Linked DNA regions of Homo sapiens: region 2 is linked to region 1. The links are chromatin loops, found by intact Hi-C in ENCODE. Cell type or tissue: PC-3. All regions are shown on one strand.

What was found. Peaks named below come from ENCODE experiments on the same cell type or tissue, not always from the same donor. Only the 100,000 strongest peaks of a DNase experiment are listed, where the experiment ranks them.
Region 2: a loop joins it to region 1, with 4 times the contacts of the local background. A loop is called at or near these places in 1 of 110 quality-filtered maps.

Annotation. Positions count from the first base shown.
Region 1 is chr2:220,617,278-220,621,277 of GRCh38, reverse strand. All of the region lies in intron 1 of LOC105373895 (a long non-coding RNA gene), which reads right to left. Among named protein-coding and RNA genes, the nearest start is that of MIR4268, 710 kb to the right of the region's middle. RefSeq lists an enhancer at 926-2,125. In PC-3, no CTCF peak of the experiment used is centred here; a DNase peak (open chromatin) is centred at 1,557; H3K4me3 peaks cover 649 bases; H3K27ac peaks cover 3,210 bases.
Region 2 is chr2:220,503,073-220,507,072 of GRCh38, reverse strand. No RefSeq gene overlaps it. Among named protein-coding and RNA genes, the nearest start is that of MIR4268, 600 kb to the right of the region's middle. In PC-3, no CTCF peak of the experiment used is centred here; a DNase peak (open chromatin) is centred at 1,712; H3K27ac peaks cover 2,122 bases.

The DNA of each region.
Region 1 (4,000 bases):
TGGTTTTTTACTCTTTTCATTTTGCAGAGCCATTGTTTTGGTTTTTTAAATCAAGTTAGATGTACATTTCGAATTAATATCAAAAACATTCAGTGGGCTGGAAACACTTCACCAGCACTCCTGGTAAACTCAGGTGGTCCAATAAATATAGAAAAGGACATCAAAGATTTCTACTGCCCCATTCCAAGAGAAAAAGAATCAATATACTCAACAAATTCACACAAATACCTCTTACGAACCTTTATGGAAATCATTACTAGTCTATCAGACAAACAAAAACACAAACATGCACAGAAAAAGAAATAATTGAACTCTGGCCAAAAATTGGAGTTCAGATAAATCTATTCAAGTTCACAGACAATAGTAAGTAAGGGGAGAGGAGAGGAGAAAATGAAAGAGATTGCTGGACGGATGCAGCCAATGGTGGGTTCACTGAGAGAGTCCCCTTCATCAGTGAGAAAGGAGCCTGGGATGAGGGGCAGAAGTAATGCCTGGACCTGACACCTTGCAAGGAAGATTTCTCAGGTCTAGGTTCAACTACTTTTTTTTTTTTTTTTTTTTTTTTTTTTTTGAGACGGAGTTTCACTTTTGTTGCCCAAGCTGGAGTGCAATGGTATGATCTCGGCTCACTGCAACCTCCACCTCCCAGGTACAAGCAATTCTCCTGTCTCAGCATCCCAAGTAGCTCAGATTATAGGCATGCGTCACCACGCCTGGCAATTTTTTATTTTTTTTTTAATTTAGTAGAGACGGGGTTTCACCATGTTAGTCAGGCTGGTCACGAACTCCTGACCTCAGGTGATCCACCTGCCTCGGCCTCCCAAAGTGCTGGGATTACAGGCATTCACCACCGTGCCCGGCCTCAACTACTCTTAAACTGACCTGTGGATGAGGGGCTGTGGATTCAGTTGCCTCACTACAGACACAAATTGACTGCAGGGCTCCTAACCTACCTCTGACCCTCACCAAAATGAAGATGTGAAGCAGGGTAAGATGAGGGAAGCCGTTTTGCTAGCAGCAAGAGAGAATCTAAAGATATGGAACCCAGACTCCAGTGGGACAGGTGAGCAGCTCCCAGTGGTCACTGTGCAGAGATAAGCTACCCCAAGAGGTGTCTCGGTTTATGGGCCTCCTGGGTGTTGCTGCTGTTGTTTGGGTGGCACTGGAGGGGTGGGGCCATGTTGGCACCTTGTCTGAGGTGAGTCAGCATTGCCACAAATAGGGAGAAGGCAATAGCAGGAGTCTGTGTGGTTCTAAGGAAAAAGCCCAGGCATCTCTCTTCTGTATCTCACAGAGAAGCAAGAGAAAGAGAGAGGCCCAAGACCTAGCATTGGAAAGTCAGGACTACCCATCCAGTTCAGTTAGTGACAACATTAGGCTAACTCCTTCATTAGACTCCAGAAATCTTTAGGGTCCAGAGGACCCTTGACTTATAACAAAGAAAAGCTAATGAGTCAGGAGATGAAGGATGAGATAAAGTAGGCAGCTCTGACGTTTTCCATAAACAGACTTGTAAGGGAAGAATGGGAGTGATTAATCACCTTAGGGTTTTTCTGTTTGTTTTTCCACTCCCTGCATTAAAAACTTTATTTACTCACACATATCATTCACTTGAATCAGGTTAGTGTGTTCATGCACTCAGTTCTCAGGTAAACCTCATGTAAACTGTTACCAACTTGAGAGTTGCAGCTCTAGACAGCTTGGCAGGTTCGTCTCTTCCAGAGCCTAGGAATTAGAAAAAGAGTCATGCAAAGCCCTTTGGCAAACCCAGTACTCATGTAGGGGCTGGTGTTGCTAGGCTGAAGTCCAAGATGGTCTTGACTCCTGAAAAGGTATTCTCTCAATTTCATCCAAACAGTTTCTCATAATCCTTTCTACATCAGCTTCTACACAAGCACAAAGAAAAATCTGAAATTTAGGGGAGGTTTTTCCCAGTTTTAAAATCATTTTCTTTTCCCAGTAACAGTGGAAAACAGACCATCTTGAATAAATACTCATTCTAATCTACCTGTTGTTTTGTTTGACTTTTAGGATTTATCCACCATTTGTTTTTAAATCAAATCCAAAACTGACAACTAGCAAACTACTTTACTTCAAGAAGTTGTTATTTTATAATAGAACTTAATGAGCATTTCTGAAACATATCAAGAATTACTCACCATTTTCTTCTATTGTTTATTAGGGGAATATGCTGTTTTCAAGTTCTGTTGACAACTCATGTCCATTTAGTTTAACATTACATGTGCTGAAATGTTGTAATATTCTTCTTTTGTTTTCCTATGATTTTTTTTTTTTTTGCCTTGGGTAATGTAAGACAGTTTTCAACTCTATAGCTGTAAGGGTATTTTTATACATGCTCAAAAAGATGGATCACTCTACAGCTAACCAGAATGGTTTGCAAATAGTCTCTTAAGTAATCAGTCTGGATTGTGTGATCGATCAGTAGGGACAGAAAGAGTTTTATCAAGATGACTGGCTGTGGCTGACCAGCCACTCTGTGCAAGCTGTTCAGAGACATGTTTATTAAGCCCGTATCAGTGAACTCAGAATATAAGAGCTGGAAAAATCCTTGGATACTCTCTACTCTTCATTTTACAGAATACCAACCCAAGATCTAGAAAGGGAAAGCAATGTTTTCAGAACCCACAGTGAAGTTAGAGAAAGAGTCAGAACAAAATCTCTGTCACTGGGAGAAGATATTTATGTCACATATAACTGACAAAGGATTTTTATCTATCATATATTAAGAACTCTTGGAAATCAATAAGAAAAAAACAAGCTAATTAAAAATGGGACAAAGACACCGTAATAGTATGACATGTTGCTACTTATTAAAGAAATGTGGTTAGAGCGGCTTAAGTAAATGTAGGCTGATTTTCCTCTCATAATCAGAGGTAGGGAAAGAAGCCATCTAGGGTCAGCACAGCCGTCTGAGGAAATCATCAAGGGCTTGGCTTCTTTCCTGTTCAATAGACTTTCTCTTCACCTAGGACAGTCTTCTTCCTTTTCTCCAGGTATCAGGTCTGTGCTCCAGAAATAAACAGAAGTGACGTGCCAGGGACACAAGTAAAAGACCTGCCTTTCAAAAATTCACCTGGAGGCCCCAGTGACTCCCACTTTCCATTTGCCAGAGCTGGGTTACACGGCCCCCACTCCAGACTCAAGTGAAAGGAGAAAATAAGTTTACCTGGGCATATTGGGATCTCAAATAAAATTAGAATCTGTTGATAAAGAAGCGAAGGATGGATAGGGAGAGACAATTAGCAATGCCTGCCAAAGAAAACAGAGGCAATACACAGAAGAGGGAAACATACTGGTTAATACAGTTAAGAAAAACTGCCCAGTCTCACTCCTAATCAGCAAAAAATAAATTAACTAAATACAAATAAATGAAATAATAAAATAGCATCCCATACTCAATTAGAAAGATAATGTCTTTTGTTCACAAAAATAAGGGTAAAGGAAAACTTTCATTCATGAATATCAAAGCATAAATTTATATAGTTACTTTGGAGGATAATTTGTAGTAAATATGTAGTAAATTTACAATTAACCAAAAATAATACTTCTAGGTGCATTTTTGAGAGAAGTTCTCCTCTGTGTGTTTCAGGAGACGTGTAGAGGTGCTCTTTGCAGCTTTGACTATACTGAAGAAATACTGACAAGAACTAAATTTCCTCCATAGGGCATGTATAACTAAACTGGTACGTTCTTCTAATAAACACACTAGATCTATTGGTATCAACATGGACTGACTCTCGGATTTATACTCCATAGTTCTTCTGAGCCTGGCCCCTACATCTTTGCCACTACTCAGGTGTGAAACGTTTTTGGCCTTTACACCAAGTTCTACGAAATCCTCTTCCCACTAGGGTTTCTGTAAGCATGCATGATTTGCTGAAGATTTGGTGGGAGATATGAAGAAGTCAAACTGGAAGGCTTCACTTCCAATTTGTACATGTCCTTCTCATCACTCTCCCCGCCTTTTTACTATCTCAGG
Region 2 (4,000 bases), 110 kb after region 1:
CAGTGGCTGACCCCTGATTCTAGACCAAGGACCTATCACCTTACAGCTAAAGGCAATGGCGCCCAAAATAGTTAACTGCACAAAGCTACTGAGTGGTTCTGTTAGATGGATACTCAGATCTTCTCCAGTGTATTTTTTTTCCTACAGAATCTCAATATAGACCTATTTGAACTTAAAATATTAGTTATACCTTGAAAAGAAGGTGCTCACAGATACTTGGAGATACAGGTCTGAGTTCAGGCTTTCACTCAAGAGTAAGGTCTATTTAGGTTAAAATTGTGGTCACTACCTAGAGGCAACAGTAGAAATTGTGGGCTTGGACAAAGTCACTGAGGAAGAGCAGGAAGCAAGCATGTGTTGAGGCATGCAGGGAATGCCAGGTTTGCAGTGTCTTCACAGAAAAGGAAGCCAGTTTACACACACACACACAGAGACACACACCTGCACACACACACACGCCTGCACACACAGAGAAAAATGATACGAGAATCTGGACAAGTCATAGCCCTGAGGTACTTCTTACATTCTTATGGTGGGAGTTGACATGAACTGTCTGTTTTATTTAGAAAACGAGCTGGTATGAACTCAGCAGCAGGGCTGGGGCTCCCACCAGGCCCCTGGCTGTGAGCTCCATCAACAATGTGAAGCCTTTCCCCATTCTATCACTTTTTATTTTATTAACTTATTGTTGAAGCCAGAATTCATATTTTTCACATCAAAGCTTGGTACAAAATGTCTCAAAATATCCTTCTAAATATCCGAGAATTACCACTTGGTTTTAGGTTACTTAATCTTCTCTCCATTCCAATGTCAAATAAGGAGATGAAGAGAGATTATTCATATTCAGTGATTTTCTAGAAAAGGATAGAATAGTGGATAAACGCAACTGAGGTGTGGCCATATGGTAAAAATATTCATGACCTAGTGAGTTCACATAATACAAATATACTTGTATTCACAATGTAATAAGTACCCTGCTTTTCTAGATGAAAGAATTATGTATTAGTTTTTGGAATTTTGTTAACATGATAATAATAACAACAGTAATGTTAGTAAAGGCTAACTAAGTGCAGATCTTGAGTCGGGTACCTCACATATGTGACCCCATTCAGCTTGCAGAATAGTGTTAGCACCAGCTGGAATGAAGAAGCTGAAGGTGAGCTGTATAAGAAACTTGCCCAAATTCATGTGGTTACAAAGCGGCTGGGCCAAGCAAGATTTGAACCAGTTACATTTCATTTTTGTAGCTGTTGTGTGAAAAATGATCGAAAAGTTCTACAAACAATTTTACCTGAAGCATATATTTCTTTTTATATATTGTCCTATATTAACCACCCTGATATTAAAAGAAGAGACCACATTTTAAAATTTATTTTTATCATTATCTCAGATTTGAATAGCTAGCTCTAACTTTAAAATCCATCCTCTCAATACTTTTAATTCAGTTTTTGCTCTTTCTATCAATATATATCTCTCCTCCTCTCCTTCTCTCCCTTGCTGTCTCCCTGCCTCTCTCTCCCTCTCTTGCTCTGTCTCTCCCTCTCACACACACACATGCAACCACACAAACACACTGTCTCTTTCTGTCTCTTTTACCTTCATTATCTCTTTGTCCTCGTGTGTATGAGTGTGTGGTGTGTCCCATAAAATAATCTTCACCTAGACAAATGCTGTAGCCTGCCCACTGATGATCTCAGCCCCACTCATTTCCTTGTTTACTCTGCAACCAGAATGATGTTTTCACAATGCTTCAAGGACTTCCCTTTGCTTTGAGCTTGGCTTTAACACAGCTTCCAGCCCTGCCCCTTCCTCCCTCCTTACACTCCTGGCCTCCCCTTTCCCCGACTGCCCCTTCTCTCTGTCCTCCAGTGACAGAGACCCACTTTCATTCCTCAAAGGACTCTCAGTCTCTTTGTCCACAAGGCCTTTTAAATGTGTTGTCCCTCACAGGGGAAGCTGTTCACACCTGCACTCTGACCCACCTGCTCTGTCCCATCCCAAACCTATTCACTCTTCAGATCTCCATCAAAACAGGCACCCTAGGGGCTGCACTCCCTCATTTCCAGGCTAGGGCATTCATCCCCATGATGCATCTCATAGCAAACAATAGCACTTCCATAATTAGAAATTACATATGGATTGGCTTGATTATTTGTTTCTGAGCCTCCCAGGAGACTTAAATTTCTACAAAGGCAAAGACCATGTTTGTTTTCCCTAATCTTGCATTTTATACGGGGTCTGACATAAAATAGGCAAAAACCATTTGTTAATTAAATAATTACAACTTAATTAAACTGCACCTCTACATTTTCAATACCACTGTTGAAACTTTCTTCCCCAAATTCTGAGCTAGTTATAAAATACATTTTAAATTGTATCCTCACGTCTTAATATCAGGGTGGTTAACATATTAAAATGAACAATTAGAAAGACAATGAAAAATGCCAGGTAAAATTGCCTTATGTGCTTCGATATCTTTTTTTTGTAGAAAAACAGCGAAAAGATGAAATTTAGCTGCTTGACATATTCCCAAGCTACTAGAGAAAAATATATATTGCCCAAGAGAATCAACTTTTTTTTCCTTGCATAGCCACTGGATGTTTCCTGGGAGAATTCAAACTACTGTGCACAAAAGCACTTTTTCATGGTGCATAGCCTCCCAGGTATACAGAAATTCACAAAGCAAAAGTCAGAGATCCATTAGAGAAACCGAGAGGAGAACTTCACCAACAAACAGCCTCAGGGCCTTGGCCCCATCATTCCCATTCCATCCTGTGTCCCTTGATATGGTTTGGCTATATCCCCACCCAAATCTCATCTTGAATTGTAGCTCCCATAATTCCCACATATTGTGGGAGGGACCCGATGGGAGATAACTGAATCATGGAAGCGGTTCCCTGCCTGCCCCCCCACATCCTGTTATTGTGATAGTGAATAGGTCTCACAAGATCTGATGGTTTTATAAGGTAATCCCTTTCACTTGGCTCTCATTCTCTCTCTTGTCTGCTGCCATATAAGATGTGCCTTTTGCCTTCTGCCATGATTGTGAGACCTCCCCAGCTATGTGCAACTGTGAGTTCATTAAACCTCTTTTTCTTTATAAATTACCCAGTCTCAGGTATGTCTTTACCAGCAGCACAAGAATGGACTAATACAGCCCTAGAATTAGGCTGGTCTAGAGTTTGGTTTTAAATATCTGCACCCACTGGAACTTTCTGCAGAGATCACTGGATGGAATTACTACTCAGCATGGCCCAAACTTGCAGCTTGACTTTACAAGTTTACACATCATGTCCCCATATGATTAATTTTAGTAACTGCCTTTTCTAAACACCTACACCTGAATTAAAATGCTAACGAGAAGGCACACTCAAATCATTCCCCAATGAACAGATGGGCCCCAGTGTTTCCAGCTATGGACTGTATGAAGCAACAGATTGTGCATCTTTTCACAAATCCTCAAATTAGAATTTTTATGGCATCACGAATTCAAAGATGAAGTCTGTTTTCCTGCAAAGGAGATTTTGTGCTGACCTGATGCCAGCCTCTAAGCCTCTTCCTCTGGCAGGGCACGTTGCAAATAAAAAGTGCTTTACCATGTATTCAATTAGCTATCGCTCACAACCATTCTGGCAGTTAAGATAACTGTTATTTATGTTTTATGATTCAGTTAACTTGCTCAAAACGTACTCTGAACAATTTCTTGGTGTCTGATTTCAGACCAGTTCAACTGGGCTAGACCCATCTGCAGCAATGTATTCTACATCGTCTTAGGAACACACCTGACTATCACGGTATTAACAGTGGGCTAGGCACCTGAATGCCCCTTGGCATTTGCAAGATATGCATGCAGAGGACTTCTGCTGCGACCTCCTGCTAATCCAATCAATTAGTAAGCAGGAGATGGAAGTCTGACGGCACTCATGCAGGTGTACCTGCTCTGGCAAAGGAGGAATCACATCCAACCCAGCAGAGAATGGGAAACTTGCTTAAAGGGCTG